Linked DNA regions of Mus musculus: region 2 is linked to region 1. A link is a loop called in an ENCODE intact Hi-C map of the cell type or tissue named here. Cell type or tissue: left cerebral cortex. All regions are shown on one strand. Each heading gives the region's core, and the rest is flanking DNA. Links, peaks and the distances in the headings are about the cores only.

Region 1 (11,156 bases), core at 2,884-5,383:
ACACACCCTCACACATGCACTTTCCCATACACTCTCACATGCATATACACGCACATGCTTTCATGCACACATGCTCACATGTGCATGCACACAAATGCACAAAAATGGACAAAAGAAAGCAAAATTTACATGCCATCAAGTAGAAAATAAACAGAAGAAAAGACTTATTTTTGAATAAAACTATTGAGGAGTCCTTTAAAGGCATTTTTCTTTCTGGGGCTAGACAGAGGTTCAGCGGGCACAGGTGCTACCTAAAGACCCAAGTTCGATCCCCAGGACCCACATGGTAGAAGGAGAGAACCAACTGCTGCAAGCTGTCCTCTAGTGTCAAGATAGTCCCATAGCATGTACTCCCAAAGAAATAAACGCCACAAAACGTTATAAACAAAACAGTACCCCTTACCCCTCCCTGCCTGTCCCATGTCCTGTCTTCCTGAAGAAGCAACACAGATGACTCTACACTGTTATGGCAGATACAGTGCTTTAATCATCTTTTCCTCACCACACACACACACACACACACACACACACACACACACACACGCACACACTGGCTGAATTAATTTTCTCTGAGCTCGCAAGTCACAGAAATAGCAGCTCAAGGCTCCAACTTTCGAGGCACTGGTGGCTGGATGCTGGACTGGGAGACTCAGGCCTACCCGGCACCATGGCTTGGGGGAATCTTTTGCTTTACAGCTGGCTGATCCTCACAGACATCTTGCACATGGACACTGTTGCTATTTGGAAGTTGAATGTCTCTAAAAGACCTAGCATTCAAGGCTCCTCCACTAGCCGTGTGACGGGGCGAGGGGGGGTGGGGGGGGGCGGGGAGGGAAGGCGGTGTCCCAATGGGAGGATTGGAGGCAATTGCAGGTGTACCCTTAAAGGGGAGAGTGCCACCCTGGTCTCCTCCCTTCTTTTGTGTCTTGGCCATGGAGCGAGGAATTTTCTTCTGATCTACACATGCCCACCATACTATCTTACCAGAGGACCAAAGTGACAAGGCTGAACTCTCTGAAAATGAGAACTAAATTAAATTTTTACCTCCCTCTTCTATAAGCCAATTTAGACAAGTCTCAAGTATTATGTCACAGTATTGGGAAGCTAACAGAGAAACATATCTAAATGCATAGAGCTTGCATTTCAACCCAATGCTACCTTTACTATGTGACTTAAGGCATTGATTTGCTTAGAAAGAAATCTATCCAGGATCCATACCACCCAAATCTAACAATACCAAACATTTCAATATGGTTGAGTACTCTTAAAAAAAAAAAAAAACCATAATGAAAGCCTTGGTATCTAAGCAATAATCATCTACAGACAACATATTAGCTTAATGAAGGCAATATATACTGGCTAGAACTGATCCAGTAGCCTATGTCACAGTAAAAAATAGCTCCAAGAGAAACTTCTAGAACTCCCCTAAGTCCTTGCAATTACAAAGTCCCATGGATAAATAAAACAAATGTGGGGGTGTTACAGATTGCAGGTCCCTTGGAATCAAAGGCTGCAAGAGCTTTTACTATAAAGAAGCCTGCTCATCTCTTCTCTTACCTAGCTGGTTGTGTGTCTTCTTATTTCGGTTGTCTTTTGAGAGTCATGTTTTCTTGAGACAAGCTCCCCTTCTATAGCCACAGCTGTAATGGTGTTCATAGCCACTTAACTATGTATACCAAGCTAACCTTGAACTCATGGCGCTCTTCCTCAGCCTCTGGGGTGCTGGGACTATAGGTGTGAGCCACCACCATGTGGTCCTCTCTCTGCCATCTTAACTTGTCACTATGAACGGTTCTGTTTCCACCCAAAGTCTCTGAACCCCTCAGGACGTTTGCAGAAGAAATCTGATTCTATTTATGACATGTGTTTCAGGCCATGATTTGTGTGTTCACTACTGTATTGTCTGTGAAGGTCTTCAGTTCTGTGCCCGACAACGCTGTCTTGTTTATCAATGTCCCTTGGCTAGAGACTTCCTTACTAAGTGTGGCCTCTAACATCTGCAACTACACTCCCCTCTTGTGCCTCTTCCTTTGCTGGATCCTTCCTTCTCCTCTTCTACATTCTCCTTCCCTCGTCTTTTTTTATTTCCTGTTTTTGAGACAAGGCCTCCTTATGAGGCTACTTTTCTTAGTTACTTTTGCATTGCTGTGATAAAATGTCCACAGAAACAATTCACAGGAGAGACTTATCTTGGCTCCCGGTTTTAGAAGGCTCAGTCCGCCACAGAGAAGAAGGCATGGCAGAACAGTTCAGATGATGGTGGTAGGAGCCTGTGGCAGAGACTGTTCACATAGTCAGGGGTTGGGATGCTGAGAGACGGTATAGCAGGGGCCGAGTGTAACATTTAGAGGTCTACGTCCGGTGACCCGCTTCTGCCATATAGGCCCACCTTCTAAAGGTTGTCCCCAAATCGAACCATCTAGGGAATACTCTGTACTCAAACTACAACAGTAGCCCAGGCTGCCTCAGTCTCTTGAGTGCTACAGGGCCTGCCATGGTGAGCCCATACATGGTCCTATTTCCAAAAAAAGGGACATTCACTTATTCATCCAAAACTGCACAGCACTGGAGTCAGGGTTAACTGCCCAACAGAGATGAAAGTATTTTTCCTCATCAGCTAACTATGTCTGCGTGACCCTGGAGAAGGGACACCTTGGAGACCTTCATTCTTTTCGCTTCCATGGCTGACCAGATGGTTCTCCAAACAAGTCCTCGAGGTCTGATATAATAAACACATCCTTCCCCAGCGTTGTCCCTGGTTCCGTCATTATGTAATTTAGTAGTTTACACGACACGTTGGCTGGGACTCCAAGGCAGGTGTGGAAGGGATCTGTCTCCATGGTGCCATTCCCGGGAGGAGAGTCTGTGCTCTCCTTGAGTGACTGGTGACAGACTCTCAGCTGTGGCTGTCCCTTACTCACCTGTGCAGGGTTTGTCTAGGCTAACCCTAGGCCTCACGGAGACACAACACAGCTCGGGGAATCGATCGAAAGAGTCATTTGATTCTCCTTAGTTATTAGAATTTGGTCGTCCTCTTTCATCTGAATCATTCAAATGAGTAACAGTAGACCATCCCAAGCTCACAGCTCGGTCTTTTTGTGGAACAGCTGCTATTTTAACTACCAGACAGTTGTGTCTAGGGCTAGCGCTTTGGCTCAGTGGGTGGAGTGTTTGCTTACCGTGCACACAGTGCTGGGTCTAACCCCCAACACTGCATCAACTGGACCTGGTGATGCATACCTGCGAGCCCAGGTAGGATGGTAGGAAGCTCAAGACTACCTTCAGCTCCATAGCCAGTTCAAGGTCAGTTTGACCTACATGAATATAAAGGTGCATCATTTGCCATGGTCTCTTCCATGGGTTCTTATTGAAGATGAATTTGATGGAGGGGTGTGGTTATAGCATCAATATGTATGCACCCACTGAACACTGTAGGACACTCTTGTGAACATTACAAAACTTCAAATTCCTACAAGAAGGAAGGAATTCTTCTCTTATAAGAGTGTAACACAGGGGGCTTGACACTGTTGGCTTGTGTGGAGGTTTTTCTTTTTCTTTCTATTTTAGTTCAAGAATAAAAACCCCACATCATCAGTTCAGATGGCAGCTAATGTCTTCAGTACCTTCCTTTGGGACTTGATAAACTTTAGAAGAGCTGGTGGTTCCGAAGGGCTGGCTAAACGATCTACTGTCTGGAAGAACGTTGTCACACTATTCTTGGTGTAGTGTGTAATTAAGATCCCCACCCCACCCCCATCCCATAATCAAGTTAAAGATATTTTTTCCACTTCTTGGACAAGTGACGTCTCTATATAATACACTCCCAGTGACGGAAAAGCTTTTTATTTCTTGATAACTGGGATCAGGTTGACCTCTAAATGACCCTACATAGAAAGTCCTCCTGTATGGGTATTGTCCCCAGCGAGGGGATAGGTTAAGGTTCAGGTGACAGACTGGACAGTCACAGAGAGCTACTGGTGAACTTACTACAGCTCTGGATGACTGCTAACGTGCAGGATCATGGGTTTGGAGTTTGTAGGGCCCCAGGGGCTGCCTTTCAAAGAAAGAACTCTCTGGCAGTCTTGGGAGAAATTCTGTTTTGGGATGTAGGACAGGAAATCTTGAACTTGAGAAAGACATCAAAAAGAGAGGCAGTTAAGATGAAAGGATTGGGGGGTAAGGAGCTCAATTAGACAGCGGTGCAGCCGGGAGAGAGGAAGGCAATTGAGAGCATCCGCCAGCCATCCCGGTGCAGAACCGTGTTCAGAGTACAGGGTGGGCAGAGAGCGTGAGAACGCGGCCCAGCCCAAGCCGTGGGTGGCGGCTGCAGGATGTGCTATGCAGGCCTGCAGGAGTGCACCTGGAGCCAGAGGGAACATTTCAGATCCCCAGTGGCCCGGGAGATGGAAAGAAAAGCAGGCCTATTTTGGAATGGAAAATAAACGCAGACTCATCAGGAACAACATGGTTTCCCTACGGAGACTAAACGTAGACTCTGACCCGGCATTTTGCAGCTTTCTGAATTGCTATCTTCCTGATGACAAGGATCCAGTGGCAGTACCTACCTTATGGTGCCTAGATCAGCATGCTATACACTGAATTGTCCTGTCCCTGCTTCAGTGTCAAAGCCCTAACTCCCAATATTTAGAGCTGAGACTTTAAGGAGGAAGTAGGTTTAGATATGATCAGAAAGATGGAGTCCCCAAGATGGAATTTGTTCCTTATAAGGAGAGAACAGAAAGTGTGCTTTCTTGACCGCCCATGTTACTTACCATGTGGAGAGAAGTTTGCTGTTTGTAAACCAGGAAGAAAGCCCACCCCAGGAACAGAGCTGGAAGTGATCTTAATCTTGGACTTCCAGCTTCCAGGAAGGGCAAAAAATAAATATCTGTTGTTTTAAATTGCCTAGTCTATGATAATTCATCTAAGTGTCCAAGCTACAACATGGCAGATGTCTGCGAAGTAAGTTCTGCCCTCCCCCAGGTTAACCACTATCTGCCAGACACGTTCTTATGTTTTACTTAGGCCATATATATTCCAATCATAACATTTACATACAACACTGAAGTACCGACAGGCTATCCTTGGCTACGTAGTGAGTTGAGGCCAGCCAGAGACATTCGAGACCCTGTCTCAAAAACAAACAGACAGACAAACAAATGGATAGCAACAACAAGCCTACCATCATCAACAAAAAGCCTGGGAGAGTTCAGCTGGTAAATTTGTTGGCAAGCATTTCGTGAAGCCCTGGGTTTAAGCCGTAGTACTAAATTAACTGGGCATGGTGATGCCTATCTGTAATTCCAGCATGCATATGGAGACAGGAGTTTAAACAAGAAAGGAAGAAAGAAAAGAAATATTGGTCTGTGGAGATAGCTCAGTGGATAGAAAGCCAGGCAAGTCCTATGACCCCAGTTAGATCCCAGAACCCAGAATGGAATGAGAGATCCAAGCCCTGGAAATTACTCTCAGGCTCCACGAGTGTGCTACGGCATTCACACACACCCTCACATGCAAATCACCCCCACACAACAACAACAGACACATTTCTCTCTTAAGAAGGAATACTGACAGTCATGTGTCCAATTGTCACATTTAACATTCCCCAGCTGTCCACCTTACCACCTATACCAAGCGTGACTGAGCCAGGAGGTGCCTTCCAAGGCTTTCTGAGAGCCCTTGCCTGGCCTTGGAGTTACCGTGGCATATCAGATGTGGCTAGGTTCCTGGTATATACCCTTAGCATTTCTTTCTCTCCCTGATCCAGAGGGAATCTCAGGTTGTTTTGTGTGTTGGGTTTTTTTTCTCTGTTATTTATTTGTTATTTATTTATTTATTTTGAGACAGAATCTTACTATGTGGACAAATGGTCTCATACTCACAGACTCTGACTCCTGACTTTTGGGATTAAAGGCCTGTCCCATTGCACCTGACTATAGATGTCTCAGTCCTTATAATCTAATTATCAGACTTGAGTCCCTATCATCGGCTGTTACATACAGGTTAGACTATGTCCCATAAATGTAGGACATATTGATACCATAAGTATACACACACACACACACATATACATATAAGTATGTGTATGTTTATATATTATCTGTTTATATATATATTATATATATTATCCGAAAATTCACATGTAACTGCAGCCTTTACTTTCCTCTACTAAGGCTAACAGCCTTACCTCTTAGCTCCATGAATCAACCCCAGCTTAAGCCTGTTGTACTCTACCCTCTCCCATGGCCTGCACTGGGCACCCCGCAGACTGTCTCTGAACTCAAAGCTCAAACCAGAGGTCAAGGGCCTTCATTTCCTGTGGCAGTGGCTTGTCGGCCCGGAGTCCCCCAAATGATCTTCGCTTCTTTCCTCTAGTCTGATCCTCAGCCGGCAGGCAGGCAGCTCAGCTTGCTGATTATGCAGTCCTGTGGGACACGTCTGAGGCCAGCTGAGTCCTCTCTGACCTCTAGAAGACCCTAGGACTTGCTGACAATACGAAACTTTGACTAGGATGGCCACGCACTTGCCACGAGATTATGACCCCAAAGGGCAGAGATGATGGTGCCAAGAGCCCTGTGGTAACATTAAACATGATGCTCTGCACACTTGGCTGCCCAGTGAGTGACTGCTGACCTCAGACAGAGGGACAGTCACCCAACGAATTGAGGAAGAAAGAAATCTGCAAAAGACATGGGGCCAGAATAACGGGGGAGGCAAGGAAAATGCTGAGTCAGACAGAACGTCATATGGTGCAGTGCTGGACAACGAGAATGGGCTTCCTCTTTGAATACTGTGCCCCCCACACCCAATTTCCTTGAACAGGAATGTCTCACTAGCGCTGCAAGAAAGCTGGTGGGCAGAGGCTTGGCAGAAGTTCCAGCCATCGAGAAGCCCTCAAGAGGAAATGAGGATCCTATTGGAAGACTTCTAGGCCGCACAGGACAGCAATGTCAAACGTTGGCATTTAATTTCCGGGTCTGTAAAGGGGTTTTTAGATTGGACTGAAAGGGGTGAGATAGTCCTGAATGTGGGTGGCACCCATGGGCTGGCTTCTAAACTGACTAAAAAGGATAGAGAAAGCTGAAGGCCAGCATTCGTTGCTTTCTGCACTCTGACAGTGGATACAACTCGACCAAGCAGGTTCTTATTCCTGGGGCCATGCCTTCCCCTCCATGATGACCTGTGTTCCTTCTCACTGTGAACACAAATAAACCCTTCCGTCCCCAAGTTCCTGGTCCCAGCAATGATAAAGTAGTGAATATTCTTTAGAAATGACACAGTAACATCATTCAGACATGTGTTCTCTGTCACTATTATGTATCACGAGTGGGTATGATGATGCACGCCTTTAAGCCCAGCACCCTGGGAGGAAGGCACTGGTAGGTGGTTCTCTGTTCAAGGCCAGCCTGGTCTACAAATCAAGTTTCAGGCCAGCAAGGGCTACGTGGTAAGGCCCTGTCTCCAAAACCAAAACCAAAAAAACCAAAACCAAAAATAAACAAAACAAAACAAAACAAAAACTATGACATTCACATGTCACATGGGGTCAAGTCAAGGTGGTTTAATTCTAAGGCTCCAGGCAAATGACTATCTTTGTGCAGTTTTTTTAATCATTGTTTTTTTGTCTTTGTTTTTGACACAGTTTCACTGTGAAGCCATGGCTGGCATCACAGAGATCCGCCTGTCTGTGTCTCCCAAGTGCTGGGATTAAAGGCTTAGGCCACCACGTCTAGCTTTTTGATGCAGTTTTAAACGTAACAAATCTCTTTGTCCATATCATCATTGATTTCATCTCAAATGAGAGGCATAATCTTTCCGAGTGGGAAGAAGGAAAGCATTGAATACTCACTCCCTAGTCAGTCCTTCCTTCCATGACTGCAGCTGGAGCCCGGTCTGTCTTGATAGGGACTGAGCTCTGCTTCTAAGTAGAGTCCACTGGGAGAACAGAGCCTTCTGCTACAATGTTACAAAGACCAGCCGACACGTGCTAAGTACTGACCTTGCACCCAGCACTAGGCTGAGATTCCAATTGTTCAGCACCGTTTCCACTACACCTTCATGAGACAGTGAGAGCTCCCCTACTTCTAAACGAGGAAATGAAGGCCCCCAGGAAGGCCATTTGGAGGCACTGAAGTCAAGGATTCAACCAACTCCAAAGTCCACCATCTTTATGGGAGCGCACTGTGTGGTTATCATATGTATGCTTGGGTGCGTATGTGCATGCAAATGTTCATGAGTAAGCACACGGTTGATGTTAGCTGTCTTCCTTGCTTGCTCGCCACCTTATTTTTTGAGACAAGGTCTCTTCCTGAGCCAGAAGCTCATCATTCAGTCTGGCTGACAGCCAATAAGTGTCAAGGGTCCGCCCGTGTCCCCACCTCCCACAGTACTGGATTATAGACGTACACCGCCAAGCCAAGGTTCCATGTGGAGCTGGTATCTGGGCTAGGATGTGAACTCAGCTCCTCGTGGTTTTGAGACAAGCATTTACTAACTGAGCTATCTCTTCTCCCTAGGCTTCCAAAGTCCACCCCGTCGTGATCATTCAATATACAGAGAAAGAGGCTGGAGAGATGGCTCAGCGGCTGAGCTGCTCTTGCAGGACCTATAATTGGTCCTAGCATCCATACCAGGTGGCTCAGAACAGCCTGTAACTCCAGTTCCAGGGAATCTGCCCTTGCCTTGATTAGTGATTGATGTGGGAAAGCTCAGCCCACTGTGGGCGGAGCCACTCTGGGACAGACGGTCCTGTGGTGTATTAGAGAGCAAGCACACTGAGAGCCAAGAGCAGCAAGCTGGTAAGCAGCGCTCCACCATAGCCTCTGCATCAGTTTCTTCTTCCAAATTCCTCCCTCGTTTCCCTTCATAACGGGCTGTGATCAGGACGCTTAAGCCAAATAAACCCGTTCTGCCCCCAAGTCGCCTTTGGTCAGTGTTTTATGCCAGCAACAGGAAGCCAAGTAAGACTTAGTCCTTACTTAGTCCTTACTAAGGACTTCAATTAGTTTGTCAAGCAAAAGTGACCGACCACTCTAACACCTGTATGACCATTTGCATATGCATCTCCCCCATGTATAAGCCCCTCCCCCCACCAAAACAATACTGTCTTTAATGCCACATTGCAAGACACTCTTTTATTAGTGAACTCTTACCAGTAAAGCAGTCAGGCTATATAAAGAATTGCAAGCCCAAGTTAATTATGTAAAGTGACTATTAAGGCACTTTGAGTTACATTAATATTCTTGAAAAAAAAAAGAGAACACTTAGCTTATTGAATTATATATATGTAAAATTATATAATAGCCTACATTTAAATAATTCTGATTCTGATTATTCCTCTTTTTTAAAAAAATGACTACATCTATAAGACAAATATGAAGAAGATTTCAATTAACCCACAGATCATAGGCAGAATATTTTTGAAAATTAAATGAACTTACAGTGTATTCTGATTCCAGACGTTCAGATGGCAAAGAGCAAAAAGAAAAGGAGAAAAAAACAATGAGTTAGACCAGGTCTATGGAACACAAACCAAACGACTGATAGTTCCTGACAAGTTATAAGTGTTAAGAATGCGCTAAAAAAATTGGATTTTTGTAAATCCCGAATGCCTCTGTGTTTCATGGTACTCCTTCATTTGGCCAAATCAGGTCAGTTAGACAAGATTCAATTAGCCTATAGGTTTGTAGCTAATTAAAAAACCCAAGTGTTGGCATTGTAAAATCAGAACGAGAGGCTAATAATTCCAGTAGAGCATTTCATTAACCACAGAGGAAATCTTTTCAGTGATTTTTCTCTTTGTCTTCCTTTTTTTCTTTTTCCTTTTCTTTTTTCTTTTTTTTTTTTTAAACAATTCACAAAGAACTTTGCAAAGATGCTGAAGTGGGATCCTGAGATGCTGCCCCCCCCCAAAGTGTCTGGGGGGGGGCTACAACCCAAGCTTCAGAGTCTGGTGTGGGGTTGGGGGGGGGTACTGTGCTGATACAATATTCAGAACGGAAAGCATTATAAAGAAGAGGCATTAAAGCTTTCCACATTCTCTGAGAGGAGAGAGAATCTCTGCAAAATAGCAACAACCCAACTGAACAAGTTGTGTGTGGGCACAATATAGGGGACCGACCAATGAGAAGACCTCGGAACAGGCCCCATGGAGACAGTCTGTCCCCGCCCAGTGAAATCCCATAGTGCTCAGCCTGTACTTGCTGCTGGTAGCTGACCTGTCCTGAGGACTTACCTGTGATGGTGTATGGGTAATAATTCCACGCCTTCTCGGTCACATAAAATATTTTGGGAACAACAGCTCTGGCCCAACTAGGCAGCTTGCTGAAAAAAGAAGAGGAAGAGGAAGAGGGAGAAGGAGGAAGAGGAGTGGGAAAGAAAAAAAGTTAGAGTTTGTTCGGGCCTTATTTAACTTATTTAACTTCCTGGATATAAGGCATATTATTGCTAAGGTTCTGTGGCCTCTCTTCCCTCCATACCTCTCTTCTCCATCTCTGTGGTATTTCTTGGAGTCACTAATTTTCTTGGACATACTTGTGTGTGTGTGTGTGTGTGTGTGTGTGTGTGTGTGTGTGTGTGTGTGGTGTGCATAGGTGCCTACACTGGACAGTAGAGGGCACTAGATCCCATGGTACTGAAGTTCCTTATTTGAATGCTGGGAGCCAGACTCTGCTCCGTGGAAGATCAGCAAATATTCTGAACTGAATCCCAATTTTATTTCTTCCCAGCACAAATCAGGATAGCTCACTATCCTAGGATGCTAGTGTCTAGCCCCTCCCCCTTGTGATCAGAGACAAGGACACCATAAATCATCGGCTTCTTGGGCCTCCACGACAGCAAGGAACAACAAGAAGCAATCTGAAGGGACTGGCGAGATAGGTCAGCTTGTAAAGAGCTAGTGGAGAAGTATGAGGACGTGCGCTTGATGCCCAGCACCCATGAGAGAAACATTCCAGCTCTGGTGAGGCAGAGGCAGGCAGATCCGTCAGGCTGGCTGACCTGCTAGTCGAGCCTAATAAGCAAGATCAGGCCAGGAGACCCTGGTGGCGAGCTCCCAAGGAATGCTATTTGAGATTGGTTCTCACGCTCACGTGCACACACCTCCCACAGCCCCTCCCCCGTGGTGTACGCACCAAGCTGCTACGCCTAAGAACTGA
Region 2 (11,156 bases), core at 4,259-6,758, 57 kb after region 1:
AAGGGAAGGAGAGACCATGGGCGGCGTGCGTCACGTGGCCACAGCTCGAGATGGGTTACTTTCTTCCATGTGAAAAAGAAGGAATTCCAGGAAAAGAGAAAAGGCCATTATTGTGAGTTTGAGGCCAGCCTGGTCTACATAGCGAGGCACGTCAAAGAAGGCAAGTAAGCAAGCAAGAAAGAAAGGAGAGAGGAAGGAGAAGATTATCTAAAATATTATCTAAGATAACAAAAGGAGCAAAGAGAAGAGCTCAGAATACTTGTTTAGAATTCTTAGCTTTGGGACATAAGAGATGGCTCAGACTACTGTATGAAAGCACACACCACTACTCTGCAGAAAGTCTGAGTCCCATTCCTGGCACCCACGCCCAGTGGCTCACAACTTGCGCTTCCAGTGCTTGGGGATCCAACATCTCTGGCCTCCACGGACACATATACATAATTAAAAATCAAAACCAAAAACAACTGACTTTTAGGACAACTGAAGGGTATGAGACAAGCAAATTCAATCTGTAGCTTTCTTACTGATTAGTGGGAAGCCAATGGGAAGACATCCATTGGGAAACAGTATATGATCCGGTAATGTTGATTAAGAGGCTCGCCGATGGGGGACACACAGACATGGCTGCCAGCGGCAGGAGGGAGGCACAGTCACCTGGTCAGACCAGGCTCTGTTTTGTTTCATGTTTTTCTTACAGAGACCGTGTAGCATTTTGCTGGAAATTTAAAAAAAAAAATCCTTATTAGTTCTCCTGCCTCAAATTTAAAATGTACATGTAAAATACATAACTCGAAGGCTGGATAGATGGCTCAGTGGTTGAGAGCACTTGTTACTGTTCAGTGAACCTTGGATTCATAACACCTCCAAGGCCCTCATAACCACCTGTAACTCCAGCCCCAGAGAATCCAATGTTCTTTGCTGGCCTCTAAGGGCACTGCATACTGCAGGCAAAAACACCTGTATACAAAAATAAAATCTAAAAAAGTTTTTTTTTTAAAACTTCAAAATGAATTAAGGACTCAAATGTAAGGCCTGACACTGCAGCATTTGTAAAAGAGAACACTGGATTGGAGGGTGGGGGAGCTTCACGTTACAACAGGCAATGGTTTGTCACTAGGGAAAAAGAAATTGACAAATAAGACCTCATGGAATTACTTGCTTAAGAAGGCTCAACTCTAGAGCATCATTGCAGCAAGAGCCAATGGCAGGAAACTCTCTTTACCTCCATTGTAGACAGAAAAGAGCAAAACAGGAGAGGATCCTGGGATGAGATAGATACTCAAGGATCTAAGTCTCTCGCCTGCTAAAGTTTCCAGAACCTTCCAAAATATGGAGTGATCTTAGGATGATAAAAAACGGGGTCCTGCATTTTCTTACGAGGTGGCTTTAAAAATCTGATTCTATGTAAGATAAAATTTCCAAGTTTCTTCATTATCTTAGATTTTTCCCCTCTATTTTACTTTTTACTTTATTTTTGAGGTAGGGGCTGGCCTCAAATTTGCTATGTAGCTGAAGATGACATTGAATTCCTGATCCCCCTGCCTCAACATCCCCATGGTGGGATCACAGGCACGCACCACCTCACCTGCTTCGTGAACTGTTGGGGATAGAGCTCAAGGCCTCAAGTGTCCTCAGCAAACTTGCTACCAACTACGCCTGCAGCCCAGATCCTTAGTTTTAACACACTTCAGGAGAAAAAAAAACTCTCTCCTTATTTTCATATAGGAATAGCAGAATTAAGAAGGTGAGGAAACTCCTTATTCTAAATATATGAAGAATATTTCATTGGTATTTCCCATCTTTGGTTGTATCGCCCGCCCCCTCCCTCCCTCCCTCCCTCCCTCCCTCCCTCCCTCCCTCCCTCCATTACTCTCCCCAACCCCTTCTTAATATATATTTTTTTTCCCTCTTTATCTTAGCTCTCTTCACCTCTTCTCCCTGGGGGTGGGAGCAGGGTCTCACACATATTTGGTGAGTGTCCCATCGCTGAACTACGCCCACAGTTGACCCTTAACCTTCTCATCTCTAGTCTAAGTAGAAATGACCCTGTGACCTGACATCATCTCATTAAGCTTTTCCATCCTCATAACTTTTTTTTTTTTTTTTTTTTTTGCTATTAAAACTTTGATGGCAAATCTCACAGGAGCACAGCGCCACGGAGCACCCGTGAAGGCTCCTCCACTTCTCGAAGTAGGCTGTTGACTCAGTCATTCCATGGCAACCCCAGGGAGAGTGGGACCCGGCTTGGGGGTGACACACGTCACAAGTGACCCCAACGCAATGCAGTTTTCACCAAGGCTGGCAATAAAGTTTATATGACTCAACTCTAAGATAGCCACACATGGGACTTAAAGGCCTCTTGGAGCCAGTTAAAATGTTTCAAATTTGGTAAGAGAGCTAAAGGACCAAAAATATTTTCCATATAATAAATTTTATGGAAAGCAGGGCCCAAAAGTCCTGGAGTTAAACAAATGTAAGAGGAGATGAGGAGGGAGATAGGGGCTGCGGAACGGTTCCTTCGGGGTCCTGTTTCTCACAGGGAACTATTTTAAGGTCGGACCTTCCGCCCCACCTCTCCCACCCCCACTCAGGACTTGTCCCCTTGCCTCTAGTGACAAGGACCATACAGGATGCCTTTCCAAAGCTATTCAATGCCAGTAAATCTGCTTCTTGAATCTAATTCCCAGCAACCCTCACACACATATTTCATCTATGTCTTAGGATTTGTGTAAGGAGGAGGAAAAAATGGAATAAAGCACGGGCTGGAAAGACGGCACTGCTCTTAAGAGCACTATCGATCTTCCAGGAGGACCCAAGTTCAGGTCCCAGTACTTATGGGTCTGGTGGCCCAAAGCCACCTGTAGCTTCAGCTATCCGACCCTGTCCTCTGACCTCCTAAGGCCCCTACACGCACATGTGGGCACACTCATACACATACATAAACTTAAAAATAAATTTTTAGCTGGGCTTGGCGGGCATATGCCTTAGTTCCAGCACTTCGGAGGCGGGGGCTGGAAGATCTTTGAGTACAAAGCCAGGCATGGTTACCCTGTGAGATAAAATATACATAATAATAAAATAAATCTAGCTGGACACGGGTGGTGCACGCCTTTAATCCCAGTACTCAGGAGGCAGAGGCGGATAGATCCCTGTGAGTTTGAGGCCAGCCTGGTCTATAGAGCAAGTTCCAGGATAGCCAGGGATACACAGTGGAACCCTGTCTCGAAAAACCAAAAAAGTAGATCTTTTTAAAAAGAGGTTATATATGAATAAGCTTTCTCATATTTAGACATTTCTAATCATCTCTAGTCCGTGACTTGGACTGCAGTCTGTCTGTCCCTTAAGCAGGAAGCATCTCTGTACACTCTGGGTGAGTCAGAGATTTCCTTCCTGCCTTCCTCCCAGCATCCTTTTCTTCCATTATTCTAAAAGCAGGCACTGCAGAAAGGTGGTGTGCGAAGAGCTATTCAGCCTGGAGTGTCTATGGGATCAGAAAAAATGGGGTACTCACCTGCTGTCTTGCTCTGTCTTCCCTCTGCATTGCTCTGTGTGTGTGTGTGTGTGTGTGTGTGTGTGTGTGTGTGTGTGTGTGTGTGCCCACACGCGTGCACGCACTCGTGCAAGTGCTATGAGGAAGACAAAGGTAGATGCCAAGTTGTGCCCCACCTTATTTTTAAGAAAAGATCCCTCACGGAAACAGACAGCTAACAAGCCCTAAGGATACACTCATCTCTACCTTGTCAGCCCTGGGGTGCTGGGGACAAGATGATGTGCCTGGCTTTTTCACTGGGATGGAACTCAGATCTTCCTGTCTCCATGCTTACAGACAAGCACTGTACCCTCATAGCCATTGGCGCTGCAGTGCATTTTATAGGCTGACTCCACTCCAGCTGAAACAAACAAGGAATCTATTAATGTTACTGCAACAGAGCTAGCTAGGCTCTCCTTGGGGTGCTATGTTATGTGACTCCTCTGGCTGTATCCTTGGAGCTTGACCCCCCAAGCTCTCTACCATTGTTCAAATAAATGTGGTTTGTCTCTAAAAGGCCCTTGTGTTGAAGGATTTATTCTCAGTGTAGAGACCTTGGAAAGTGAAACTCTTTACCTTGTTTGGGGTGTCTCATGAACCCCACTGAGAGTGAACTGTAGTAAAATCCAGCAGCTGACCCCTAGGCTCTCCTATTTCCTGTATCAGGATGCAAGATGTGATCCAGGGACTGGAAAGATAAAAGGTTAAAGGGACCTGCTGCACACAGCGGAAGGAGAGAACTATTCCCCAAAGGGGTTTTCTGACCTCCACAAGATGCACTACGACACACGTGTGTGCATGTCTACACACCAAGTGTTTAAAATAAAACATTTTAAGGTGTGCTTCCACGCACCCTGCACCCCGCTACCATTGCCATGATTTGATTAAGCTCACCCCACATAGACAGATGCAGACATCATCCAAACCTGAGCACCAAATAAACCTCTTTTCTTTTACAACACTAGCCACCCGGGGTATTTTGTTACAGCAACAAACAACTGACTGATACAATCTCCAGGGCTCAAAGAAGCCACAGCTTCCTTTTTGTTTATTCAAGTCAGCAAATCAACCGGGTTGCTCGGACCCAGGCTGACCGTGCAGTCACTATCTCAGAAGCTGCTCACCAGCAGTTTCTGTCTAGTTATTGTACTCACTGATAAACTCATGAGTTATTCTGGAATATCTGTTGCAGTGGAAAGGGGTAGAAAAATCAGTTAATACTAAGCATGTACTACCACATCCTGTCTATACCGGCTTTGGTTTTGTTATTTGTTTGTTTTAGTTTTTGCAGCCCAGGCTGATCTTACATTTGCTATACTATATGACAGAGGCTGACCTTGAACTTCCAATCTTGCAACCTCCACCTCCCCGGATCTCAGATTACAGGCATGCTGCACCACTCCTGGACCATACTTGCTTGGGATATCAGCTTCCATCAGAACAAGCACAATTTTATTCATGCTAAATCCCCAGGGACCAGCACCTGGCATATTTATTGACTGCAGAGAACTAAATGCTTTTTTAAATATGAAGAAGGTTTGTATATGCAAATATATTCAACAGTGGCTAATGGCAGTATGGGGTTGTAGATATTTCTTGCTGGGCCTGGATTTTTCCCATTCTGAAAGGAAGATACACTACTTTTGTATCAGAAAAATAGTGACTTCTCTTTTGTCATAATGACTGGGTTTTCTACCACCGCAAACCCCACCAAAGGTTATCTCTCTAGGAAAAAAACCAGCATCCAGGGTGTGGTTGCCACACCTGCCCGCCCCCTATTCTATTCTGGTATTTTGAGTTCAAACTCAGCCTCCCCCACCTCCATAAGGATGTGGGGGCACATCAGGCAAATGAGACAGCTCATCTCTCAACAGCTGGGGCCCTGGATTTTAATCTCATCCTCTATGAGGTTCCTGGCTCTATTTCCAAGGCTCATCAGAGCAGGGTATTCAGGAACACTATCCGTGCATGTGTGGATGCATCACTGGCATCCACAAAGCTAGAGAGCTACAGAGGAGGACTGGGGCTGGAGCTCCTAAAACATGCAAATTTATTTCTAAGACTTGAGACGGAGGGTACGGCAGCTGTTCAGTCATCTTCCAGTGATGGGTTAAGAATGTTTAAAATTCACAGGCGGCAGCCCAGCTCTCCGGTTCTCAGAAAATTGGTCGGCTTCGCTGTCTGCTCAGCCCTGGGAGCCCTGTAATGGGCTCTTCAGAGGCATGGGGCTCAGCAGCACTACCAGCTATGGGGGATACATTCCAAGCCCCCGATAGCTGCTGGAAACTGTGTTTAGCCCCAAGTCCTGTATACTGCTATGAATCTTCTATATGACTATGATTTACAAATCAGGCTCAATAAAAGAATAGCAACAATAACTGATAATATACGTAGACCAATCGTGGTAGTGCGCTAACACAACACAAATAAAAAATCAGGTAGCTGGGTGTGATGGCTCATGCTTTTAACCTCAGCAGTCTACAGAGGCTGGCAGATCTCCATGAGTTCAAGGCCAGCCAGGGCTAAATTTAAAAAAAAAAAAAAAAAAAAAAGGAATAAGTACAATTTTTTTGAATTGTTTACTCCTGGAATTTTCCACTTCACATTTTCAGACCACACTTGACTACAGGTAATAGAAACCATGGAAAATAAGGGGCAACTGTATACAGCTAGGAAAATGATGAAACCCAATGCAAGCTGGACACGGTGGTACATGAATGTGATCCCAGAAAAATCAAGATATCTAGAGCCAGTCTGGGCTACATAGTGAGACCCTGTCTCAGAAACTACGCCAAAACATACACACAACCCACAGAGCGCTAAGTGAAAGAAGTAAGTGTACCTACTGTATGCTTCCATTTAAGGATGCATAACGGACATAAAGCCTGTGTGGTTTGGATGTGAAAAGCCAGCCCCCCTTGTTAGCTCATGCTCTCTGGATGATGGCGCTGTTTTGCTCATGCTCGCTGGATGAAGCCTTTAGGATGTAGCGCCTTGCTAGAGGAAGTGAGTCAAGAGGAGGGACCTTGAGTTTTGGTAGTTTAGCACCATGTCTTACCTGCTCTCTGTTTCTTGATTGTGGTGGCTACACTGTAACCAGACCTAAGTCTTCCTGCCCCAAGTGGGGATGCATTGTATCCCCACTAAACAAAAAACAAAATAACCTTTCCTCCTTTAAGTTGCTTCTCCTCAGGTATTTTGACACAGCAACAAGAAAACTGAGACATCTAACTAGCACAGTGGTGATCCCGGGATGATAGAGAGAGGTGGGTTTCCCTGGGTGGTGCTGATACCTTGTTCTTGAACAGGGTGTGATGACTCTATTAGCTTCTAAACCAAATAGTAAATTACCATAGAGGTGGCAGATAACAAAATCAAAATTTATTCTTTATAGTTCCAGAAGCTGGGAGTCAGAAATGGAGGTGTCTGAAGGACCAAGCTTCCTCGGAAGATTCTAGAAGACAATCTACTCTTCCCTTCTGGAAGCTGCAGGCATTCCTTCTGGTTCCACAACTCACCCCGGGCTCGGCCTCCTTCCACATGACTTCCACTGTCTGTGTCTACTTCTCTCTCAGACCCCCACCTTGCTTTATTTGCTATGTCTTAATTACTTAATTATCAATGTTTCTTCATAAAGCTCCCTCCATGCTCCTGGGTTTACTTTAAAATTAATTTTAATTTAGAATTTAAAAAAATTAATTTAATTTAAAAATTGTGGCTTTCTTCATTCCTTCTTTCTCCATCACGGTCCCTCTTCCACTGTTATAACCACTGCTTTCTGATTTTGTTAAAATGAGATTGCAGAGATGTCTGCAGTGGTTTAGGTGGCACGTCAGGAGGATGAGGCCTACTTTTTAGTCACGGGCAGACTGGCTACAGATGAGAACCAGTCTGCACTCTTCAAGCATTTGCCATCTTCTGTGGTGAGATCTTGTTTTTAAAAACATAGGGACCCAGGCACATGAGGAGGCGAAGGCAATGAAGAACCTTTGTGTCACTTTGGGACATATTTTGCTTGTCTATGCAAGGCAATTCACGTATGTGTTCCAAGCCAGCCAGCTCTACCATTCTGTCCTGTACAGTTCTGGAAGTTCAACCAACGGCCTTCTTTCGTTCCATCTTATTCTGTGTTCTCCTCATCCAGGCTGGCCTCCAGGGGGCCCTCCCTTTAAAGATTTATTTATGTTTCTATGTATATGGGTGTATTATCAGTATGCATGTCTGTACCACATGTGTGCCCAGTGACCACAATGGCGTAATGAGGACCCTGAGACTAGGCTTAAAAGACTCGTCACATAGGTGCTGCAAATCAAACCTGGGTCTTCCGGAAGAACAGTCAGTGCTTTTAACCACTGAGCCATCTCTCCAGCTCCCTTTAAGGACACCTTTCATCAGACCTAGGGTACACAGGTCATCAGGATAGCATCACCTCCCTCTCCCTGATTAAACTGTGTCTTCCTAGAGGACACTGTAACCATCCTGGCAGAAGTGAGGATACCCTACAGAGAGGCACCACAGCAACCCTAAGAAATTGGAATTCCCCCACTAGGAGTCTCCTGCTTTCAGGAGGGGAGGGCTGAAAGCTGGGCATCCAGCGGGGAACTTGTCTCTCAGGCAGAGATCACACATGGTTCTGACAACCTTTCAGATCACCCTGCAGGAGAAGCTGAAGGGGAGAAGATGTTAGGCCAGTGGTGGGCAGAGCACACCTGGTCATGAGCTGCTTACAGATGCCTGTCTCCTGCCCCTGTCTAAACACAAACCTTCTCCTGGCTCTCTGAAGACTGCAGGTTCAACGGCCTCTGTTCTTGTTCCTCTTCCCAATGTGGCCAGATTGAATGAGTCTTTCTCTGCTTTTGACTTCTTAATTGGCCTACAGAGGATAGTGGGCCAGAGCCTAGCTTGTTAAGGCCTTGACCCTAACAGCTCCACTAACACCACTCTCTACTGTTAGGTGGTAGGAAATCCACCCAGCCAAGCACACACCTTCCTGACTGGATAACACACGTTTGTGAGAAAGTTTTTAAAGGTCGGTTTACAGTTTCTCAGAAAAAGCACTCATTAATCACCATGAGGAGTCCTGTACTCATAAATAAAAAAATAAAATAAAGTACAAGATCAGAGTGCCAGGCCTCTTGCTGGCACGGTGCCAACAGTGTTCCTTTCTCCCACATCGCATCCCTATCCTGATCGTTCTAGGATGTGTGTAGATGTCCTTATAACTCAGCGCCTGTTTTTGGGGTGGCGGGGTTACAGTGTTGGGCGGACAATCCGAGGATATACAAGCGCTCCACTATGAAGTCAGATCCCCACCCCTTTTAGTGTCTGATTTTCTTCCATCATCCAAAGGGACAAAATCCTTTAACGAATAACAAGCTGAAGACCATGGGATTACAGAGGTTCCGCGCTGCGTCGCCGCAGAAAACCAGGCTATGATTTCCGAGAGATGTTAGTGAACTTGGGGGATTCCTGGGGTGTGGACTTGCTGCCCATAACCCCGAATGGCAGGGAAGGTGGCCTACAGTCTGTGCTCAGATGACCCAGAAGGCACATCTTAACGACTCTCCCGGCATGACTCATGCCGGCTCCCACATCTGGCAGATCTGAGTTACATCACAGCCCTTCGTGTCCTGTGTGTTCCTGGGAACCAGCTGCGGCGGCCGGCTGCATTCACACGCCTCTCATGTCATGCGTCATTCTGATGGCCACACGCTATGGGGGCTGGCCCCCTCTTCCCAGGCCCAGAAGCCAGAGCTGGCTGAGGAGAGGCAGCCTTCCTTTCTCTTTCTCTTGAGCCTAACTAATCACCCGGGAAGGAAAATTTTGTGCCCAGAGCAATACAGAATTCTCTGGCAACCAGAAAGAGCTCCCAGATCCATGGTATTAATGGTGGGACGTGACAAAAACAAGCCCTTCCTAGAGCCATTCACACTCCTCAGAAAGGATCACAGGAGGAACAAACAAATAACGTCTGAAGAGGCCAGGGAGAAAAGCTGATTTGACCTAAGGTGGAATGGCTTGGAGGTGATAGTTTTCATGGTGTGTTCCATTGGAACCAGACCCTGGCCGGCGGGCTCCGTAACAGTCCCCCTGGCATGATGGTCCTGTTTTCTTAATACTTCTAGATCTTTCTTCCCTGCCCTTTTATTTGCTGATCAGAACTTCCCCCACGGCTGCTTCTGGGGCTCCAGACATTGCTAGGTGTGCCCTGTGGGAAGACTTTCTCGCCCACCTGCTCATTCCTGCTGGAACACGATGTCGCTCATTTCCAGTTACTGTCTCCAGGTCCCCCTCCACCCTCCACCCTTCAGTTCCACCTGCTCATTCCCAGAGTCAGAAGGGATGTTTTTAAAATATCATTAATTCCATTCTTCCAGCTGGTTTGCTATCTGTGTTCTAATTTTGAAGCCAAGGTCATTAAAAAAAATGCTGACAGATAAAATAATTTGTCATTATGGTTGGATAATGACACACACACATAAGTGTGGCCCAGGTCTCACGTTCTGTTCTAAAGTATATCATGTGGGTTCATTTTTTTTTAACTGGGGACATAGGTAAGTTGGTAGCTCTTGCCTAGTGTTGACAAAGCTCTGGGTTTAATGACCAGCATTGAATCAATTGGGGGTTAGTGTACACCTGTAATCTTAGCACCGGAGAGATGGAGGCAGAAGGATCCGAAGTTCAAGCTCAGCCTAGGCCAAATGTGTGTGTGTGTGTGTGTGTGTGTGTGTGTGTGTGCGTGCGCGCGCATGTGTGTAGAAAGTGTTCAATGGTTCAAAAGTTCAGTGGTTAAGCATTAACTCAGTATGGGGATGGCTCTGGATTCTATTCCCAAAAGTGCAAAATAATCCATTTTTTTCATTCAAAACTCAAAACTAATAAAAAATAAAAGGCAACTCAGTGAGATTATTTCCAAGCCTTTTAAATGCTGGCTGAGGTTGTTTTGGTTGGTTGGTTTAAAATCTATTCTAAAACAGTAACCAAGGCCAGGCCCCTTTAATCCCAGCACTTGGGAGGCAGAGGCAGGGGAATCCTTGAGTTGGAGACCAGCCTGGTCTACAGAGGAAGTTCCAGAACAGCCAGGGCTACACAGAGAAACAATGTCTCGAAAAGCCAAAAGCAACAAAAACAAAACAAAATATTCCCCTCAAAGAAAGAAAGAAAGAAAGAAAGAAAGAAAGAAAGAAAGAAGGAAAGAAGGAAGGAAGGAAGGAAGGAAGGAAGGAAGGAAGGAAGGAAGGAAGGAAGGAAGGAAAGAAAGAGAGAGAAGTCCAAAAAGTCAGAAAAGAAGCTAGGCAAGCAGGGGAAATGAACTGTCGATCCGGTCAGAGATGGAACCCTGGAGAACCCAGAAGGCTGTGCAGTAAACCTCCAAGAGGCTTGCAGAACTCCCCTGGCCTCAAACCTGCCGCATCAGCCTCTCCAGAGGACATTACCCTTCACCAGTCGGCTGTGGGGTGGGGGTGGTGGGATTCCCCTCTGCAGCCCGCAGGAAGTACCCATTCCCATACAGGCCACAGGAGCAGCGTGTCTGGACCAAGAGTTCAAAAAGGAAAAGTAAAGAAAAATGAAAGAGAAGGAAGAGGAAGGGAGGAATTGATGACGAGAGGGGTCAAATTGAAACAAG

What was found. Peaks named below come from ENCODE experiments on the same cell type or tissue, not always from the same donor. Only the 100,000 strongest peaks of a DNase experiment are listed, where the experiment ranks them.
Region 2: it touches region 1 in a loop (2.0-fold over the local background); 2 of 42 quality-filtered maps call a loop at or near these places.

What each region holds. Positions count from the first base shown.
Region 1 is chr11:107,311,353-107,322,508 of GRCm38, forward strand. Pitpnc1 (phosphatidylinositol transfer protein, cytoplasmic 1) reads right to left here. Exons shown (of 9, transcript NM_001359616.1): 3 at 10,235-10,323; 4 at 9,441-9,448. Among named protein-coding and RNA genes, the nearest start is that of Gm11716, 19 kb to the right of the region's middle. In left cerebral cortex, for the core only: no CTCF peak of the experiment used is centred there; a DNase peak (open chromatin) is centred at 4,316; H3K27ac peaks cover 483 bases.
Region 2 is chr11:107,367,297-107,378,452 of GRCm38, forward strand. All of the region lies in intron 1 of Pitpnc1 (phosphatidylinositol transfer protein, cytoplasmic 1), which reads right to left. Among named protein-coding and RNA genes, the nearest start is that of Gm11716, 37 kb to the left of the region's middle. In left cerebral cortex, for the core only: no CTCF peak of the experiment used is centred there; a DNase peak (open chromatin) is centred at 5,528; H3K27ac peaks cover 900 bases.